Regions from separate parts of the Homo sapiens genome. Here region 1 is linked to region 2. A link is an interaction called in ENCODE POLR2A ChIA-PET data of the cell type or tissue named here. Cell type or tissue: K562. All regions are shown on one strand. Links, peaks and the distances in the headings refer to the core of each region. The heading gives the core; the rest is flanking DNA. Region 1 overlaps SSH1 (slingshot protein phosphatase 1). Region 2 overlaps USP30 (ubiquitin specific peptidase 30).

Evidence for each region. ChIA-PET counts read pairs that join two places held together with the same protein. Peaks named below come from ENCODE experiments on the same cell type or tissue, not always from the same donor. Only the 100,000 strongest peaks of a DNase experiment are listed, where the experiment ranks them.
Region 1: POLR2A ChIA-PET joins it to region 2 with 5 read pairs; 3 of 35 experiments call an interaction of 5 or more read pairs at or near these places.

Annotation. Positions count from the first base shown.
Region 1 is chr12:108,820,635-108,831,541 of GRCh38, reverse strand. It overlaps SSH1 (slingshot protein phosphatase 1), which reads left to right. Exons shown (of 15, transcript NM_018984.4): 3 at 8,181-8,284. Among named protein-coding and RNA genes, the nearest start is that of MIR619, 11 kb to the left of the region's middle. RefSeq lists enhancers at 3,311-3,882, 9,506-9,555. In K562, for the core only: no CTCF peak of the experiment used is centred there; DNase peaks (open chromatin) are centred at 4,992, 7,541, 8,481 and 9,411; H3K27me3 peaks cover 593 bases.
Region 2 is chr12:109,058,365-109,069,271 of GRCh38, reverse strand. It overlaps USP30 (ubiquitin specific peptidase 30), which reads right to left. Exons shown (of 13, transcript NM_032663.5): 4 at 1,645-1,748. It also overlaps the pseudogene RNA5SP372. Among named protein-coding and RNA genes, the nearest start is that of USP30-AS1, 9.9 kb to the right of the region's middle. In K562, for the core only: no CTCF peak of the experiment used is centred there; no DNase peak of the experiment used is centred there.

The DNA of each region.
Region 1 (10,907 bases), core at 1,890-9,889, 240 kb after region 2:
TGTCCTGTGCCTGCCTGGCCCTCCAGTGTCACTCCAGACCAGGTGTGGAGTGGTCTGTGGCATGGGTGGAAACCGGGTCTGTTTCACTTCTAAATTCTCAGGCCTTAGCACTGACCGGACACAATAGACACTCAGCAAATACTTGTTGATCGAAACCGAATTAACAGAGCCTCCTTTTTGGAATGCTCGTTGGCACCCATCTTTCTATGCTGACAGCATTACATTAGTTCCTTTTTCTCCTAGAATTACCATCAAGTTCGCTGGACAATTGACAGTCCCCTCAGTAATCACCATGCAGAGTGGGGTACCATTGAGGGTTAGTTCTATCCAGGGAAAAGTGATTCCGTTTGTCTCAGCCTGTCCCATCAATCTGGGACCCTTTACAGGGCCTCTTCTTCAGGCTCATATTCTCTACTTTTTTTTCGAGATACAGCATCAGAAATCCTAAATTTGTACTATTTAACTCCCTGTTTCCTTAGGCATAAATTAGTGTAATAATGCCTGTCTGGTCTTCCACACGGTTTTGTGAAGATCAGATGAGTTGACATTCACCAGAATGCTTTGTCCACAGCAGAGTTTGTCAAAGGTCTGATCTGAGGTTGGTCTCGGTGGCTCACAGCTGTCACCCCAGCACTTTGGGAGGCCAAGGCGGAACAATCGCTTGAGCTCAGGAGTTGGAGACCAGCCTGGGCAACATAGCGAGACCCCATGTCTGTTTCACACAGCACAGGTCTGATCTGTTTTTGCTTTCACTGTCATCATTTCGTATTGTCATGATGCAGCGTCTCCCTTAGAGGGCCAGAAGAACATTCAGGTCTCTGAAAGTGTGTAGTAGAAGACTAGCATCTGTTTTACTGCTTCCAAAGAGAGTATTATTTTGTTTTTGACCCTAGCATGACCTCCCTTTATTGCACCTAATCACATCACCCACCTTCTGAGAGCACCATGCCTTTTTGTTGGTGTTACCTTTTACCAGCAGAAAACATCGACGTGTACCTATGTGAGAGGTATCTTTATGAAGCCCATGGAGAAGACTGTTTTCTCTGTGTCTTCTGATGTTGTTTGTTTGTGTGTTTGTTTTTGAGACAGTCTCACTCTCATCCAGGCTGGAGTGCAGTGGGGACTCCAGGATCACAATCTCCACTCAGTGCAGCCTCGACCTCCAGGGTACAAGTGATTCTCGTGCCTCAGCTTCCCAAGAAGCTGGGACTACAAGTGTGCGTCACCACGCTCAGCTAATTTTTGTATTTTTAGTAAAGACTGGGTTTCACCATGTTTTCCAGGCTGGTCTTGAACTCCTGACCTCAAGTGATCCACCCACCTTGGCCTCCCAAAGTGCCAGGATTACAGGCGTGAGCCACCATGCCTGGCCATGATGTTATTTGATTCTGAGGTTTTTAAAACTTGGCTGTGCATCAGAAGCACCCCCTGGAACTTTCTGGAGACAAGATCTGTCTCCCAGGTTGGAGTGCAGTGGTGTGGTCACAGCTCACTGTAGCCTTGACCTCACCAGGCTCAAGTGATTCTCCCACCTCAGCCTCCTGAGCAGCTGGGACTACAGGCACACACCACCAAGCCTAGCTAATTTTATTTTTATTTTTTTGTAGAGATGGGATCTTGTTACGTTGCCCAGGTTAATCTTGAACTCCAGGGGTCAACTGATTCTCCCACTTTGACCTCCCAAAGTGCTGTGATTACAGGCATGAGCTACCATGCCCAGCTCCCTGGAACTTTTTAAAAAAGTAGATGCCCAGGACTCATCACAGACCTTCCGAATTAGACTCTGCTGAGGCTGGACCTGGGCATGAATGTGTTTTAGGAGTTTGATAGGTTGTTTCAATGTATGACCAGAGTTGGAATTCAGGGGTGTTTGGATATTCCATACTGTGATGTTTCTATACCTACTATTTTTGTTCTTCAAGAAATGCTGTTTCTATGCAGCAGGGCAGACACCCAGATCACCAGCACATATACCCATTCCTTAAAGAGGATGGCTGTCTTTGCCCTTATCAGAGCTTGGGCTGGCTTGGCTTACCCTGTGCTCCATGCTCTGCAAATGTTTGCCTGTTTGGATGAATGAACAGAACCCTGTAAGGAATTCTAGGGGTTAATTCTAGGGGTTAATCAGAGTATATATGGTAGAATGTAAATTGGAACCCAGAAATATGAATTCCCAGACCATTGTTTTTACTTTTGTTCCCCACCGCCCCTGCCCAAGACAGTGTCTCACTTTGTCGCCCAGGCTGGAGTACAGTGGTGCGATCTTGGCTCACTGCAACCTCCGCCTCCTGGGTTCAAGTGATTCTCTGCCTCAGCCTCCTGAGTAGCTGGGATTACAGGCATGCACCACCACACCTGGCTAATTTTTGTATTTTTAGTAGAGACAGGGTTTTGCCATGTTGACCATGCTAGTCTCGAACTCCTGACCTCAAATGATCCACCCATCTCAGCCTCCCAAAGTGCTGGGATTACAGGAATGAGTCATCACCCCCAGTTTTTACTTTTCTTAAACCTTAAAGCGCGGCAGTCACCATGGGCGTTGTCCATGCTATCCCTGGTGATTCTATTTTGGAATTGTTGACGGGCTTCCTTCGTTTGTCATATGGAGAAAATACCTTACCCTGCAGAACTGCCAGAGTTCAATGACGTGGCGTAGCTAAGTACCTCCTACAGCCTTGGCCACATGGGAGATCCTCAGTAAATAATAGTCCTGTTGATGAGAAACTTACCTTGAAAGCGACTTCTTGGTCAGCGTGGCTGTGTGGTTTACAGAACTCCTTAGCCTCTATGCAGTGCAGAAGGGCCAAAGGATGTGTCCTGTCCCCCAACTATGACGGCAGTGGTGGGTAGGATAAGGCTGTGGGTCCCCTGCCCTTCTGATTTCTACTTGGGCAGATGGAAGAACCCCGGCACAGTCTCGTCTTCCTGGAGTTCTGTTTGCTTGAATGGTTCCTTCTCTCTCTTTCCCACGCATGATGCATTCACACACTGGGAAGAAGGACGGAAGATGTGATCCACATTCTGACTTCTCAGTGCCTTAGTGGCTTTGCCATTAGGCACCTGGGCAGGCATGAGCGGATGTGACCGCAGCATAATGGCTCTGATTTTCATTCTGGATGAGTAGAACAGCTGCTTAACAGGGGTTAAGCAGGTGGGCGTGGGGCAGATAGATGTGAGTCCAGCCCCATCTTGTAGAGATATGTGCTCCTAGGCAAGCTGGGGTTTCCTCACCTGCAAAACCAGAATCATGGTAATGTGTGTTTCACTTAATCCGTAGGGAGGATCGCTTGGTCACTTGTGAGCCGAGGGAAGAGAAGCCCCTACTCAGTGCTGCTTCCTTCAGGAATTGTTCCAGAAGTCACCAGTTAAATGCTCCCTCCTCCCTCTTGTAAACCCTAGCCGAGCCCCTTTCTTAGGGTACTTATTCCATTCTCTCCTGCGTCATGGTTATTCACATCCTGAACTTATTTCTCTCACTGAAAGAAACGCTAAAAACACAGCTCTTGGCTGGCTTGTGCCTGGAGGGTTTGGGATCACACCTCCAACCTTTAGGACCTTTGCAGCCTGACCTGCCTTGGGCACCGTGCGTATCCCAGAGCTCCTCATAGGTGTGCATGTGGTCCCCTCTACCTGGCGTGTCCCCTCAGATAGCTGTTAGCATGACTGAAGAATTTTCAGGATGTAACCGTGCTTTGAGTACGCAGAATAACTAACTGCGGCAGCTGCCCACGTCACCGTCACCGTTGGGTAAATGGATGCTGATTTGAAAGAAAGAGTCATCCTTCAGAATGTTGATTTGAATCGGAAGGGGGTCTTGTTGCTTGGGGTTGGTTCCTTGGGGCCAGTTGTTTGCCCTCACAATGTCGAATGCACACCCCGGTGCTTGTTTCTCCGGCCTACAGAAAAGCCCGTAGGAGTGCAGTGATTAGAGGAACCTCAGCTGTTTTGCTGAATGGCCCTCTTTCATCAGGATGTGCTGGGACAAGGGCCTTTTTCAGCCAAAATATCAGAGGAAGACAAGAGTTCCACAAGAGCCATTTGCTTTTCGGGTAGGACTCTGAGGAGGAGTTGGCTCCCCAGCCCTCGTGGAAGCACTCGGCAGCCTCCTGGCTTTTCCTGATCTCCATAGGGAGCAGATGGCCAGAGCTCGGAGGGCAGTTGTAGGGAGCGTTAGAGATGTGAGCACTGCAGCCACGAACCTCTTTTATTTTACCGACTTCTGCATCTTCCTTCAGCCAACCCACTGCTTCTGCTGTCCAGAGGTTTCCAGCTCAAATTAGTACGTATGACCACCCTGATTACTGGTTTCCTGCCATGGCTTGGTTTCTGGATGACACTGGCTGTTTATATTTTGGGGGCCTGGGGTTTTTTGAGGAGCATTGATTGAGGTTTTTTGTCTGTCTTCAATGCTTTGGAGAAACTTTAATCTTATGAAGCTTCCCGAATGGCAGTAATCAGTGTCCGAGAACAGATCTGTGTGGTGGAGATAAAAACATTCCAGTTGGCGGGTAGAGAGGGCAGCGGCTTTTTTTTTTTTTATCCCTCATCAAGATTTTTCTTACAGCGGTGGAGGAAGACATTTCCGTTTTGTCTGTCTGCGTCTGACCTTTTGTAACTTTAGTCACTCCTTTTAGGACACTCAGATCTTTTGTGAGAAGAGTGACTTCTGGGTGGCTGGGATGGATGGCTTGTGGGTTTGGGCTTCCTGGCCCCAGACACCTGGTAAAGTGAGCGTGCCATCACCAATGTGGATTTCTTCATGGACTTCCCCAGTGGGACACTTTGAGGGTCTGATGAATCGGGAGCCTGTGCCTCTGGGCATCAGAAGCTGCAGTCGTCAGATACAGTATTCAGGTCAGCCACGCAGAGGGCGCATGAGGCTCTGGGCCCAGAGTGAGCTCAGAAGAGAAGCCAGGAAGCCGGGTCACAGAGACTTTCTGCATCTTGTTTTCATAAATCCTGTGACTGACCATGCTCTGCGGCCTCCCACCCCACCCCCCACCCGGAGAGTCATGTCGTGCGGTTTCCTCTGGCTGTATCTCCTGACTGTATTTGCAGGACGCAGGGTGATCTCACAGCTTCGGGATAATGCGCTGCTACTTGGGCTTCCCTGCAGCTTCCAGTCTTGCTTTTTACAGTAAATGCCTGTTACTTGATTGTCGTGGGGGAACAGAGGCAGAGTGTTCCAGGGCCCCAATCAATGCCATCCTGACTTCATGCGTAGAGCAGGAGTCCCTGATTCTTATCAGTGTAGGAACATGGAGGAGGAACAGCTGGCCTTGTAAGTGATCACAGAGTGAAACCAGCCTAGTCTGTTGCATTGTTCCTTTTTTTTTCCAAAGGAAATATAAGGGAAACCAAGGGGAATTTTTGCTCATGGTTTCCAAGGCAAAGGTCATCGTTAATGGTTGGCTGTTTCCAGCGTGCTTGGGTTTCTGGTCAGTATGAATTTTTTTTTTTTAATCTCATGAACAAAAGCAGTTGATGTTGTCTCGAAAAGATTTTCCCAGCTGCTTCGATGAACTGATGGTTGTTTTAGGTTTCATGAGTTTGGAACCTCTCGCATAGCTGTTTCAGATTTTGATGAGAATAAATAGTAAATGATCTGTGTCTAAGAACAGTTCTGAAAACATACTCAGCTGTGAGATTCTAAGGAAGGAGAGAGTGACAAGCTTTGCAGGTGGAAAGGGTTAGGTGATTCTGCAGCCTGTGAAATGAGATCGGCCAGATGGATGCTAAAGAGCTTTTTACTTCCTATGAGTGAGGGTGAGACAGCAAAGAAAGGCTGCTTCTCGTTTCTTTCGTTATTTATAATCCTGAGCTCCTCAACACTTGAACCTTGCAGCACAAATATATGCCTGTGAGAGGGTGGAAAGGATGACTCGGCAGTGCATCTGCAGTAGTGGACAAAATGCTGTTAGATGTCAAGTATTGGTGTCACAAGATATCGAAAACCAATTGCCTGGAATTCAGAGGACTGAACAAGAAGGCAAAACTAAGTCTTCTTACTTAATATTTGAGCAGTCACTATTTTTAGCATGAGCATTTAACCAGAAAAACTAACAGATTTTATTGTGGACTTTATATCATAGAACATAACAGTCTTCCTGATCTCAGGAGCTGCTGATTGGAAATGCTAGTTCCTGTGGCATTTTCTTGGCACCCAGAGTCATACTTTAGACTTTGCTGAGTTTTTTATTCCAGAATTCGAACGTTTAACTACTAACATTAGATGTCTGGGGCAAAGGTGATCTTGCTTTCTTGTATTACAGAAAACATCTTCGTCTTTCTGTCAGGAATTGATTTACTTAATTTCAAGGTTCTCTTTAATTAGAAGACTGCTTTTTCTTAGGGATTTTTCCTTCAAATCATGTATATGTTCATTGGTTGTTCAAGAGCGAAATTTTTATAGTTGCCTACAATTTGAACTGTGACCTCCTTTTATGAAATTATTAAGATTAGAATGTTCTTTTTAAATTATATAGTAGTGTTTTATATTATTTTGAGAATCAAACAAAAGTAGATGTTTTAAAGGTTAATATATGTTTAATATAGAACATTTGGAAAATACTAGAAGATAATCTATTCCTCCTCCTCCCCCACCTCCCGCAAAGCCGTTGTTAATAATTTTGGTGTATTTTATGCATAATTTTGAGAGTTGATGGTATTTTTGAACAATTGATAGTAATTCATAGCTGAAGCATTCTTTTCTTATGTCTTAATTTTTGCAAAAGCCAGACTTGATAGCCAAGTCATGAAAGTGAAATTAAAAATAAAAACTTTTGATGTACGACGGGGTCTCACAACGTTGCCCAGGCTGGTCTCGAACTCCTGGGCTCAAATGATCCTTCCACCCCAGCCTCCCAAATAAACATTTTTTAATTGTAATTTTTAAAGTTATAGGTAGTTATAAATGTTATTGCTAGCTAAAATAACAAAGGCCAAAGATTCATTCTGCTGAGAAATTCATTGGGCCAACTTGAGGTTTTCCTCAAGAATAGTGGACAGGACAACCTTGACTAAGTTAAATCACAAGTCAGTATCCACCCACTTTTTTCTTTCTTTCTTTCTTTCTTTTTTTTTTTTTGAGACACAGTCTTGCTCTGTCGCCCAGGCTGGAGTGCAGTGGTGCGTGGTGCGATCTTGGCTCACTCCAACCTCCGTCCCTGGGGCTCAAGTAAGCGATTCTTGTGCCTCAGCCTTCTGAGTAGCTGGGATTACAGGCATGTGCCACCACGCCTGGCTAATTTTTGCATTTTTAGTAGAGACAGGGTTTCACCATGTTGGCCAGACTGGTCTCGAACTCCTGACCTCAAGTGATCCACTGCCTTGGCCTCCCAAAATGCTGGGATTACAGGCTTGAGCCACCCGGCCCCTCCCCACTTTTCTTAAAATGCAAACAACTAGTGAAAGTGTAATTTCATCTTGTATTCCATCAAGGGAAGTCACCAAGAAACAATGGAGTTGTTAAAAGCCAGAGAGTTAGAAGCAGAGATCAACAGCAAGAGCATGAGAATTCACAAAGTAGACTGCCCTCTCCTAATCAGGGAGTTGTTCTCTTTTCTTAGAAAATGTTATGGCTGGGCGTGGTCACGCCTGTAATCACAGCACTCCAGGAGGCCTAAGCAGGCAGATTGCTGGAGGTCAGGAGTTTGAGACCAGCCTGGCCAACATGGTAAAACCATGTCTCTACTAATAATACAATAATTAGCTGGCCATGGTGGCACATGCCTGTAATCTCAGCTTCTGGGGAGGCTGAGACATGAGAATCGCTTGAACCCAGGAGGCAGAGGTTGCAGTGAGTTGAGATCACACCACTGTACTCCAGCCTGGATGACAGAGTGAAACTGCGTCTCAAAAAAAAAAGAAAGAAGAAAATGTTATATGACAGTGAGATCCCTGTCCAGTATTCTGCAGAAAGGGGCCCTGGAGAGCCTATGTAGAACTTTGGGTGTTGTCACAGAAGCATTATTTTGTCACGAAAATTCTCCAGCAGCAAGCTTTTAGCAAAAGCAAGGTTTGAGAAAAGTACTACGTGGAATTATTATAAAAGCAGTTTCATCCTATTTGCATTTTACATGCCATTTGTCCACGCTAAAGCTTTTTCCCCTGCAGTAATTCTTTGTCCATTTTCCTGTCTGAATTCCGGTCTAACTGTGCTCTGGTCTTATCCTTCCCAGCTTAAGTGAGAGCTTTTTCATGGTGAAAGGCGCAGCCCTCTTCTTACAACAGGGAAGCAGCCCTCAAGGCCAGCGGAGTCTTCAGCACCCCCACAAGCATGCAGGTGAGGGCTCTAAGTTGATACTCTTACATTGGAGCTTCTTTTCTGGACAGCAGAGGAAACTTCCATTGTTGGTGATGTTGCTGAGTTTGAAGGCCTTAGACATAGTGGACGCAGGTTTGCAGTGACCAGTGCAGGCAGAGGCTCAGATGCTCTCTCTTGAGCAGACCACGCACATTTTCCAACCTTTTATGTCATGTCTGTCTGCGTCAGGAGTAAGGTCAGCAGCATCCTGCTGGGATGCAAAGATTTCCTCTCTGTAGTTTATCAGTTAATTGCAGGCTGTAAGTTACAGCCTGACTTTTTAACAAATGCACCAAAATGAATTATAGCCAGATGTCGTCCACTTGAAAATAACCATCTGGAGTGCTGTATACCTAATCTTGGGATGGATTTCTCCAAGCATTTGAAAAACACTCATTTGGAGAATTTCTTGAAGGGCCTTTGGCTCCAACTCTGAGATAGACACTGTAGTAGGAAGTCTTGATTCTGTAATAGTTTGTTTTTAGGAAGTAGACAGAAGTAATAGGGTGAGGATCAAACTGAGTTTAAATAAGAAGTGCCTACTAAGTAGTAAGACTGGTTTTCTTAGGAGACTTGACTCAGAGCTGAAGGCAGTTAGAAAGAGGAATTCAAGAAATGCTTGCGTGGCCCTGCATGGTATCTCACACCTGTAATCCCAGTGCTTTGGGAGGCTGAGTTGGGAGGATCGCTTGAGCCCAGGAGTTTGAGGCTGCAGCAAGCTAGGATCACGCCACTGCACTCCAGCCTGGGTGACAGAGAGAGACTCTGTTTCTTAAAAACAATAACAACAAAACACACTTATGGCCAGGCACGGTGGCTCTTGCCTGTAATTCCAGGATTTGGGAGGCCAAGGTGGGCAGATCTCGCTTGAACCCAGGAGTTCCAGACTAACCCGAACAACACAGTGAAACCCTATCTCTGCAAAAAATACAAAAATTAGCTGGGCGTGGTGGCGCATGCCTGTAATCCCAGCAAGGTTGGGGGCTGAGGTGGGAGGATTGCTTGAGCCCAGGAGGTCGAGGCTGATGTGTCACCACAGCCAGCTAGTTTTTTGTGGGTGTGTATGTAAATGAGGTCTCACTATGTTGCTCACTGTGTTGCTCAGTGAGCCACGATTGCGCCACTGCACTCCAGCCTGGGTGACAAAAGAAAAGGACCCTATCTCAAAAAGAAAGAAAGAGGAAAAAGTGCTTGCATGTAAGTGGATCTTTGTCGTAGGTGGACAGCATCTCAGGGCATTTCTTGGAGAGGCAGTGCATAATTGAATGTCTGTGAGCTGAGAAGGCCTTTACCTTTCAGAACAGCAGCAGGTGAAACCAACCAGCTATTGTGGCCAGTTTTCTTGTGAACATTTTGTTTGTTTAACCTCAAGTCATTCAGCTTCATTTTAGATCTGAGTGCTCAGGTTAGAATTCTACACCATGCAATTTATAGCAAACACCAAGGCTCAGTCAGTATTTTCACATACTGATGTTGATGATATTTAGGTCTGTTTTAAGCAAAGAAAATAACTGTCCTGTACAAGGAGGCAGTGTGGTTTGTGGAAATAGTATTTGTTTTGAAGCCAGGCAGACCTGTCTTCTGATCCTAGTTCTCCAACTTACTAAGCCGTAACAGGTCGACTTCTAAGCCTCAGTTTCCTAGTCTTTACAATGGGCATCAAATACTGGTGCCTCAGACAATATGGAAATTTAGAGTTATGCGTGTAACATACCTACCTGTAGTAGGTGCTGTATATATATATGGGTAACTATCATTGTTATTACGATGACTTCTAGTACAATACAGCTATAAACAGACCCTTCATTCTTTTTTTTTTTTTAATTATATGAAAAGTTTTTTTAGAGACGGATCTCATTCTCTTGCCCAGGCTGGCGTGCAGTGGCCTGATCATAGCTCACTGCAGCCTCGACCTCCTGGGCTCAAGTGATTGTCCAGCCTTAGCTTCCTGAGTAGCTGGGACCATAGATGCGTGTCACCACACCCAGCTAGTTGTGTGTGTGTGTGTGTGTGTGTGTGTAGATGAGGTCTCACTCACTATGTTGCTCAGGCTGGTCTCCAACTCCTGGCCTCAAGCCATCTCCCCACCTCAGCCTCTCAAAGCATTGGGATTATAGGTTTGAGGTGCCATACTCAGCCAGATTCTTCGTTCTTGAATTTGCTAATTATTCTGCCCTCTTAGAAATGTAGCTGTTGTTCATGTTTTAATTGTAACACATATGACAAAGCAAATGCTCAAGCTCTGCTCACTAAGTGTCAGATACCTCCTTCCTCTAATCCAAAGACTAGAAGGGTAGGATGCAAGCCACCAGCTGGCTGACTCTTGTGCCCTGAGGTCTGGAGTGGACGATGAGGTCGGAAGGCAGAGGGGCCGCCAGCTGTCCACAGTTGGTCTGTAAATGACCTTGGGACAGACGCAGACTAGACTTACGTTAGTTCCTTTTTTTCCCTAGAATTACCATCAAGTCTCCTGAATGTACCAGAGGCCCCCCAGTAACCACTGTGCAGAGCTGAGTACAATTGAGGGTTAATTCTGTCCTTGGAAAAGTAGTTCAGTTTGTTTCAGCCAGTCCAGTCAATTTGAGACCCTTTCTAGGGCTTA
Region 2 (10,907 bases), core at 980-8,979:
GAGAAAGGATGGAGGTGGATCTATAACCTAAACCGTGGGTCAGCCATGTAACAACTAGGCCTTAAGGAAAGGGACAGCACTGCAGAGGAGGGGGAGCTTGAATGTGCACTGTAGCACTAGACTGTCTTAAATCCTGGCTCTGCCCCTTAAATAGCTGCATGATTCTGGGCAAATCATTCCACTTCTCTGAGCCTCAGTGTTTTTCCATCTGTAAAATGGGGACAACAGTAATTCCTTACATGGTTATTGTGATAATAAAATCAGGTAATTTGCACAAAGCAAGCCTTTGGCCCAATGCATCCTCTGAAGCTCTAGCTTTAGACAAAGAAAATGGGTTGACAATCAGGGAAAATCTGCTCCTGATTGACTGGATCGCTGATAATAAAGATGTGGGCAAGGCCCATGCTAGACGCTCTGGGTACCTTCAAAGAGAAAAAGGCCACCGGACAGACGTGTTCACCTCTTTTTCCTGCAGACTACAGCACGATGTGGGCTCAGTGACTGCTGTGGGCTGAAGATGTTGGAAATACTTCCAAGGAGTGACTGGGACCTAAGTGAGTCCTTGATGGAGAAGTCGGACCTTAAAAAAGTTATCTGATGTCCTTGGTGACTAAATCTCCAAGTTATTCTCTCAGTTTAGGGAAATGTAAAATGTAGATAAATAATTCCAGTTACCAGAGGAGGATTTTAAAAGTATTTTCTAAATAGAAAAACGTTGCAACATACAATTGGATTAACTGAGATACATTTTAAGAAAGTATAGATACCACCACCATGTCTAAAAAGTGACCTGTGGCTTCAGAATAAAGCAAAAACAAGAGAACACCTTTAAAAATAAGGGGTGCTAGAAAGCCTCCCCAGCTCCCTTTCCAAAAGTCTCTCGATGCCCCTCACGTCGGCCCCACAGTTTTGGGAGGTCCAAGATGCCGCCTCCCATTTCTCTGGATAGTGGCGGCAGACAACGCCTACACGAAGCTGGACAAGGCCATCTTGGAAGTGTGGCTGTGGAGGATGCACCTGTATGTCACTGGGGGCTAGATTTTTTCATCTCTAGAACTTCATTCTCTTGGCCTCTGCTTCAGACTTGCTGTTGGTAACAGCGGTCTGGCGGGGAGGAGGGTGGCCAAGTTCCAAAAAAGGCAGCAAAGCTGTAGTTGTGGAAAAGGGAGGTGGGAGTGACTGAATACGGCCTTGAAATTGCATATGACATCTGCTTGAGGTTTCGGGCTACTTTAAGCAAAGCTCCGAAGATTGATTTTTTAAAAAATGAGGGTGTGGTCCAGAAAAATCTTACCTAAACCTCTGGGCCTCCAAGGTAAAGTCACCTGCCTCTTTCTAAAGAACCCAGGTGTCCCTATCACTTATTGGAGTGCCAAGTCACTCAAGAACTAAAAAGATTTTGCTCTTTGGCAACTGTGTGTTTATGTCCCATCCTGCTAACCTTCCATCCACTGAGTGAAAAACAGCTGTATCTCCCCTCTGATCATGAGAGCAGGAACAAAGTTGGTACTCTGGTCCCAGAACACTAAAGTTGTCTAAAATGTCACAGAAATGTACACTGGGGCCAGGCAATTTTAAGGTCAGGCCCCAAGTCACTAGGGGAAAGGATTCTCCAAGCTAAACCTGTTCAAATGTTGTACTCACCTGTTCTTCAAATGATGAGATCTGCCATCTGTACATTCTTAAGACATCCAACAAGCAGCTTGCATCTAAGACCTCATCATCAGTAACTTCTTGGCAGGACAAGGCTGGAAACAAAAAAGGTAAGACAATTATTAAATTCATCAGCATAACAACTAACCAGAAAACTTGCACAGTATAACATATCAAAGTTAATTAAAAATTAAAGACCGCAGGCTGGGTGTGGTGGCTCATGCCTGTAATCCCAGAATTTTGGGAGGCCGAAGTGGGCAGATTACAAGGTCAGGAGATCCAGATCATCCTGGCTAACATGGTGAAACTCCGTCTCCACTAAAAATAAAAAAAAAAAATTAGCCGGGCGTGGTGGTGGGTGCCTGTAGTCCCAGGTACTCGGGAGGCTGAGGCAGGAGAATGGCATGAACCCGGGAGGCGGAGCTTGCAGTGAGCAGACATCGTGCCACTGCACTCCAGCCTGGGTGACAGAGTGACGCTCCATCTCAAAAAAAAAAAAAAAAAAAAAAAATTAAGGACTGTAGGATTAACCTTAGAATTAGGTATTTTTCATCATTCTTTGTAGCTTTACCCAATGCTTAGTACTCTATTAGGCATTTATGTTTACTGAATGAATGTAATTTTTCATGAGGCTGCAGCATTTAAATGAAGTAACCGATTCCTGTATCTTCAAACTATCATCATCAATATAAATTTGTTGCAAGGTTCTTATTGAGCAAAATGATTTTAACTCACAACTTTCAGGTTGGGAGGGCCCTTTAACATTCATCCAGTCCAACCCCATATTTGGTGCTACACTCCTCTCCACAGGGCTGTTTCCCAAGGCCTTTGCTTGTATTTGTTTGTATTTGAGTTTCTGATTTTCAAGGCAAAGCATCAAGCTATATGCAGCAGCCTAAAGGGTCTTTTGAGTAGTGTACTTTTCTTTTTTTTTGAAACAGAGTCGTGCTCTGTCGCCCAGGGTGGAGTGCAATGGCGTGATCTCAGCTCACTGCAACCTCCGCCTCCTGGGTTCAAGCGATTCTCCTGCCTCAGCCTCCCGAGTAGCTGGGATTACAAGGCATGCGCTACCATGCCCGACTAATTTTTGTATTTTTAGTAGAGATGGGGGTTCCCCCATGTTGGCCACGCTGGTCTCGAACTCCTAACCTCATGATCGCCCACCTCAACCTCTCAAAGTGCTGGGATTACAGGTGCAAGCCACTGCACCCACCCGAGTGGTTTACTTTTCAATCACAGGTAGAATCAGGCCTAATAAAAGTTTGATGGGCTTATTTATATTATAATTACTTCTAGACCAAGGATTGGCACTTTTTCTGTAAAAGTCCAGAAAATAAACATCTTAGGCTTGCTTTTTTTTTTTTTTTTTTTGAGACAGGGTCTCATTCTGTCAGGCTAGGGTGCAGTGGCATGATCTTGGCTCACTGCAGCCTTGACCTCCTGGGCCCAAGCAATCCTCCCATCTTGGCCTCCTGAGCAGCTGGGACTACAGGCACATGTCCTTGTGCTCAGCTAATTTTTGTATTTTTTGTAGTGACAGAGTTTCACCATGTTGCCCAGGCTGGTCTTGAATTTCTGGGGTGAAGTGATCTGCCCACCTTGGCCTCCCAACGTGCTGGGATTACAGGTGTGAGCCCCTGTGCCTGGCCACATCTTAGGCTTTGTGGACCACATGGTCTCTGTTGCAACTACTCAACTCTGCCACTGCAGCACAAAAGCAGCCATAGATGTAAAAAGAAAATAACATTTCAGGACCTTCTAAATGCATTATGCCAAGGGAAAAAGTGCTGGAAACAGTCATGTAACACAGCTGCTTTTCTTCTCTGGCGCATGGCCACTGCTTCCTGACCTTTGTGTTGAGATGTTACACGTTAACCAGACTCCCTGTTCTTCCCTCAAACCTAGGCTGAATGGACTGGAGATAGAGATCCTTGTGATTATTACCTCTTTACAACAGAATGGTAGGCAACCCCCTAAGAGTGTAATCCATAGTAGCCAATCAAATCTTACATCTGTATGTTAGCCATTGTATGGAAAATGTTATAATTCTGTTCAGTACCTCCGTTTTTGTCATATAAATGATCCCCACTTTTCCCCACACTGGGAGCACTGATCACCATTTCCTGGGATTTGTGTGTCCCCAGACAGCCGCCTTCACACTTTGTGCTTCAATAAACCCTTTTAGCTGGATCTCGAACTCTTTGATTATTTGAGGCTGACATAGGCAGTACCTAAACAAATGGACATGACTGTGTTCCAATAAAACTTTATTGACAAAAACAGGTGGTGGGCTGGATTTGGCCCATGAGCCATCAGGTGCAGACTCCTGATCTTGGCCACCCTCCTTCCCAGCATGTTACACTAGACCAGTACTGCTAGAGTGTGAGAGAAAAAAATACAGAAGCCTGCCTCTCAGTGCAGTTTCTGGAAGTTCAGTGACTCCCAAGATACAGTAGGCCAGCCTGTTTCTTCTTTCTGACTTGCCGTCAATGGGCTTGAAAGATTCCTTTAAAGCCCAGACTTCTGGGCTGCTCTGCCTATGAAGTAGCCATTCTTTTATTCCTTTACTTTCTTAATAAACTTGCTTTCACTTAAAAAAATAATAATAAAGTCCAGGCTTCTGCATCAGTGTGTATATACCCTGGGGCTAGCCCTTTCCCTCCCAGGACAAAGGGAGCAGGGTTGGGAAATGAACCACATCTTTCTCCCATACCCCTCGGGCAGCCCTTCTGTTAGCTCCCCCCACCAACTACCCCCCAAAGGAAAATTTTAATGCCTCCTTTAACCCAACTTTGTCTAAAATACTATGGGGCAATTTGGCAATATCTACTAACATTTTCATATTGTACAATCCAGCAATTTTACTTTCTCAATCCAGCAATTTTTTTCCTAGAGAAATGCATGCTTAGGTGCATAAAGGGATATGTATAAGGATGTTCACTGTAGCCTGCTTATCTTGACAAGGAGCTGGAAGCAAATGCCTGAATAAACTGGGGTGTCTTGACATTATGGAAACTATGCAGCTGTAAAAGTGAATGAGGCCAGGTGCAGTGGTCTACGCCTGTAATCCCAGCACTCTGGGAGGCCGAGGTGGTTAATCACTTCAGGTCAGGAGTTCAAGACCAGCCTGGCCAACATGGTGAACCATCAACTCTATTAAAAACAGCAACAGCAAACACCCAAAAATTAGCCGGGGGTGATGGGTGCACACCTGTTGTCCTAAATACTTGGGAAGCTGTGGCAGGAGGATCACTTGAACCCTGGAGGCAGAGATTGCAGTGAGCTGAGATTGCATCACTGCACTCCAGTCTGGGCAACAGAACAAGACTCTGTCCCAAAGAAGAAAATAAAAGTGACCAAGGTTTGCAAATCACATCTGATAAGGGATTAATACCCAGAATATATGAACTCAGAACTTCTAAAACTCAACAACAAAAAACCAAACAATGCTGAGCGTGGTGGCTCATGCCTGTAATCCCAGCACTTTGGGGGCCTGACACAGGCAGATCACAAGGTCAAGAGATCGAGACCATCCTGGCCAACATGGTGAAACCCTGTCTCTACTAAAAATACAAAAATTAGCTGGGTGTGGTGGCATGCACCTGTAGTCCCAGCTACTCAGGAGGCTGAGGCAGGAGAATCGCTTAGAACTCAGGAGGCGGAGGTCGCAGTGAGCTGAGATGGCGCCACTGCAATCCAGCCTGGCAACAGACTGACTTCTCAAAAAAAAAAAAAAAAAAGAAACCCAATTCAAAAATGGGCAAAGGACTTGAACAGACATTTCTCCCAAAAAGATAGACAAAATGGCCAATAAGCAAATGAAAAGATGCTCAATATAACTTATCATTAGGGAAATGCAAATTAAAGCAATTACCATACCATTAGGATGGCTACTATCAATAAAAACAGAAAATAATATCTGTTGGTGAGGAGAAACTGGAACTTTTATGTATTGCTGGTGGAATTATAAAATCGTGCACCATCTGTGGAAAACAGCACAGCAGCTCCTCAAAAAATTAAACAGAATTACCATTTGATCCAGCAATTCTACTTCTGAGTGTTTACAGAAAATAACTGAAAGCAGGGAATTTGGACACTAATGTTCACAGCAACATTATTCATGATAGCCAAAGAATGAAAATAAGCCAAATGTCCACTGACTGACAGAGGGACAAACAAAATGCTGCATATACATGCAACAGAATATTATTCAGCCTAGGCCTGGCGTGGTGGCTCACGCCTGTAATCCCAGAACTTTGGGAGGCTGAGGTGGGCAGATCACTTGAAGTCAGGAGTTCAAGATTAGCCTGGCCAATGTGGTAAAACCCCGTCTCTACTAAAAATACAAAAAATTAGCCAGGTGTGGTGGTGCACGCCTGTCATCCCAGCTACTCGGAAGGCTGAGGCAGGAGAATCACTTGAATCTGGAAGGCGGAAGTGGCAGTGAGCTAAGATCGCACCACTGCGCTCCAGCCTGGGTGACAGAATGAGACTTTGTCTTAAAAAAAAAAATAGAAAGAATATTATTCAGCCTTAAAAATGAATGAAATTCTGATACATGGTATAACATGGATGAACCCTGAAGACATTAAGTGAAATAAGCCAGTTACAAAAGGGTGAATATTATATGAGTCCGCTTAATGAGGTACATCTTATAAATATGAGGAAACTCATGACTTAATGAGGTCTGAGTCAAATTCAAAGAGAGAGAAAGTAGGGCAGTGGTTACCAAGGGCTAGGGGGAGGGGAGAGTGGGAGTTACTGTTTCATGGGTACAGTTTCAGTACGGGATGATGAAGAGTTCTAGAGAGGGATGGCCGTGACTGCTGCACAACAGTGTGGCTGTACTTAATCTACTCAACTATATGCTGAAAATGGTAAATTTTATGTTATGGATATTTTGCCACAATTTAAAAAGTAGGCAAAGGATATAAACTAGCAATTCACAGAAGACAAACTATAAGACCAATACACTCAAAAAAGAAAAAAAAGGCTGGGCGCGGTGGCTCAAGCCTGTAATCCCAGCACTTTGGGAGGCCAAGGCGGGCGGATCACGAGGTCAGGAGATTGAGACCATCCTGGCTAACACGGTGAAACCCCGTCTCTACTAAAAATACAAAAATATTAGCCAGGCATGGCGCCTATAATCCCAGCTACTCGGGGGGCTGAGGCAGGAGACTAGCTTGAACCCAGGAGGTGGAGCTTGCAGTGAGCCGAGATCATGCCACCGCACTCCAGCCTGGGCGACAGAGCGAGACTCCGTCTCAAAAAAAAAAAAAAAAAAAAAAAAGTGAAGGAGGTAGAGCTACATGTACTAAAATGGACGCTTCTCTAATGTATTATATTTGGCCATGTAAATCACCAACAGAACAAAACAATATACAGGCCAGGTGTGGTGGTTCATGCCTGTAATCCCAGCACTACGGGAGGCTGAGGCGGGTGGATCACCTGAGCCCAGGAGTTCAAGACCAGCCTAGGCAACAGTGTGAAACCCCATCTCTACTAAAAATACAAAAATTAGCCAGGTGTGGCAGCACGCACCTGTAGTCCCAGCTACTTGGGAAGCTGGGGTGGGAGGATAGCTTGAGCACAGGAGGCTGAGGTGCAGTGAGCCGAGACTGCACCACTGCACTTCAGCTTGGGTGAGACCCTGTCTCCAAAAAACAAAACAAAAACAAAACAGAAAACAAAAAAACCTACAATATATAATTTCTATGGATGCATAGAAATGTATTCAAATGCACAGAAAAGGGTCTGGAAGGATTCACCTATAGCTTCCTTTTGGGAAAGGTGGAGGGGAGCAGGGTTGAGTATTGATAAAGGGGACTTTGGCCTTCTCTGTAATGCTTTAATCTTTTACAAAGAGAACTGATTCATGCATTACTTGTATAATTAAAAAATTATTTATAGGCCAGGCATGGTGGCTCATGTCCGCAATCCCAGCACTCTGGGAGGCCAAGGCAGGCAGATTGCTTGAGCTTAGGAGTTCGAGACCAGCCTGGGCAACAAGTCAAAACCCTGTCTCTACTCAAAATACAAAAAATTAGCCAGGCCTGGTGGCATGTGCCTGTAGTCCCAGCTACCTGGGAAATGGAAATGGAGGATTGTTTTGGGCCTGGGAGGCAGATGCTGCAGTGAGCTGAGGTTGTGCCACTGCACTCCAGCCTGGGCGACAGACAGAAGAACCCTGTCTAAAAAAAAAAAAAAATTTTTTTTTTTTTTTTTAAACCAAAGTTAGAGACATTGGAAAGCAGAAGCAGAGAAATGAGCAGACATCCTGGGACAGCAGCCCAAGGATGGCTCTGGCTCCCAGCACTGGGTCCCATGTGAAGGATAAGGGCAGTGCTGAGGTCAGGGTTAGGATAACTCATGTGGACATTTCAGCTTTCACAAAATCTTTGGAGTGGTGTTTTTAACCCATTTCCCATTTGCCCCAAGAATACTCCTGTCTTTAATCCTAATGTAACATCATATACATTTCTGTTACATTAGGATTAGAGACAAGTTCTATTTAGAAATAACTCCCATGAACATGGCTGGGTGCAGTGGCTCACCTCTGTAATCCCAGCACTTTGGGAGACCAAGATGGGAGGATCACTTGAGGTCAGGAATTTGAGACCAGCCTGGTCAACATAGCAAGACCCCATCTCTATTTTTTTAAAAAAATTAAAAAGGCCAAGCATGGTAGCTCACGCCTGTAATCCCAACACTTTGGGAGGCCAAGGCAGGTGCACCACTTGAGGTCAGGAGTTCGAGAGCAGCCTGGTGAAACCCTGTCTCTACTAAAAATACAAAAACTAGCCAGGCGTGGTGGGGCATGCCTGTAATCCCAGCTACTCGGGAGGCTGAGGCAGGAGAATTGCTTGAACCTGGGAGGCAGAGGTTGCAGTGAGCCGAGATCCCGCCACTGCATTCCAGCCTGAGTGACAAGACGAGACTCATCTCAAAAAAAAAGGAAAGAACTCCAAGAACAGTTTTTCTATTTTCGCATTTAAAATCAGTCAGATTTGCTTCGGCCTCAAAGAGCATGTTTACGTAAAATTAGATGAACGCTGGCAGCGAGTTGCACATTTTTTTTTTCTAAACCAGGAATGGGCTAAAAAAACAGGATAGTAAAAGAAATTATTCCCAAGTCACCTCTTCCACAGAAAAGTACACTTGCTTCATAAAGATTTCTGTGTCAAGCAGAGCTCACATGGGAAAATACCTCAGTGAAGCACGATTTAGCTGAATGTTTTTTAAATCCAATTTTCTCCTTACAGTGAGAGCAATATATGCTTATTGTTAAAAGTTGAAGTATAGTTTTTTTCCAAAAATGATTTTAAAATTACCAATGACTGCACAATACCAAAATGGCCACTGCTAACATTTCAGCATTTTTCAGTCCAGTCTTTATCTGTGGAAGTTCCTACCTTGATGAAGTCAAATTATATTTTGTACGCTGCTCTTTAAATTTAATATTACAGCCTATGCCCTCACCCAAATTAAAAAAAAATTTCATAAAAGTGATTCTTAATGGCTGTATGCCATCGATTACTTTATCATTTTCCCATCTAAGTGCTAGCCAACCACTACCCGGCTTAGCTTCCGAGGTCTGATGAGATCAGGTAAGTTCAGGGTAGTATGGCCACAGGTGATTGCTTAATGATTCTGTTTGATATCTACATTCTTTCCTTTTGCCATTATAATTAGGTGTTGGAGATCTTTGTGCATACATTGCACTCTGTATAATACCCATGGAATGTCAGCAGATTTTATGAAGAAAAAAAACAGTTCTACAGTCAAAAAGTTGGTTTAAAAATGAAGTTGGGCTAGGTGCAGTGGCTCACGCCTGTAATCCCAGCACTTTGAGCTGAGGCAGGCAGATCAGTTGAGGTCAGGAGTTCGAGACATGTCTGGCTAACATGGCGAACACTGTCTCTACTAAAAATACAAACATTAGCCGGGCGTGGTGGCATGCAGCTGTAATCCCAGATACTAGGGAGGCTGAAGCAGAAGAATCGCTTGAACCCGGGAGGCGGAGGTTGCAGTGAGCTGAGATCGTGCTACTGCACTCCAGCCTGGGCAACAGAACAAGACTCTGTCTCAAAAATAAAATAAAATAAAAATAAAAATGAAGTTGGGGCCAGGCGTAGTGGCTCATGCCTGTAATTCCAGCACTTTGGGAGGCTGAGGCAGGCATACCACTTGAGGCCAGGAGTTTGAGACTAGCCTGGCCAACATAGTAAGACCCTGTCTCAACTAAAAATGCAAAAAATTAGCTGGGTGTGGTGGCACAGACCTGTCATCCCAGCTACTCAGGAGGCTGAGGCACAAGAATCACTTGAACCTGAGAGGTGAAGGTTGCAGTGAGCTGAGATTGTACCACTGCACTCCAGGCTGGGAAAAAAAGGTGAGACTCTGTCTCAAAAAACAAAAACAAAAAAAAGTTGGGTAGGTTATTTCTTAAAACCTTTACCAAGCCAGTGTATATTGTGACTCTCCAAGTTGGGGGCTACCATTCAGCCATTCCTAAACTTGTTTGCTTTTAGACTCCATTTTTCAGGCTAGTTAAGTCACAATCTACGTTTCTAACCATTTTCATAAGGCGGACTCCCAGACATGGAATTACTGGGTCAAACAGTACTGAGTATTTCGCAAGCTATTATTGTGTAGTTCCAAACTGCTTTCCAGAAAAGTGGCACTAAGTTACACCCCTCTCAGCGGTGTATGGATGTATTGTCCAACAGCTGGACAGGGCTGCAAATTTGTTTTTTAATCTTTGCTGACAGGCAAAAAACAGCATTTTTATTTTGTTTATACTTCTTTGATGATGGTCGAGTCGAACATTTGAGTTTGTTAGCAATTTGTATTACTTCTTTTGTGAATTACCTTATTTTCTAGGCTAACGGACATTTTTTTTTTACTTTAATGTTTTTGAAACCAGAATACTTCTTACGATGAAACTGTTTATGTGGCAGTGGATTTCTTTCCTTCCTTAAAAAGCTGTTATTAACTTGACAATTTAAAAAATAAATGGTTCCATCTTTGATTTTTTTTTTTTTTTGAGACGGAGTTTCGCTCTTGTTGCTCAGGCTGGACTGCAATGGTGCGATCTCAGCTCACCGCAACCTCCGCCTCCCGGGTTCAAGCGATTCTTCTGCCTCAGCCTCCTGAGTAGCTGGGATTACAGGCATGTGCCACCATGCCCAGATAATATTTTTTGTGTTTTTAGTAGAGATGGAGTTTCTCCATGTTGGTCAGGCTGGTTTCGA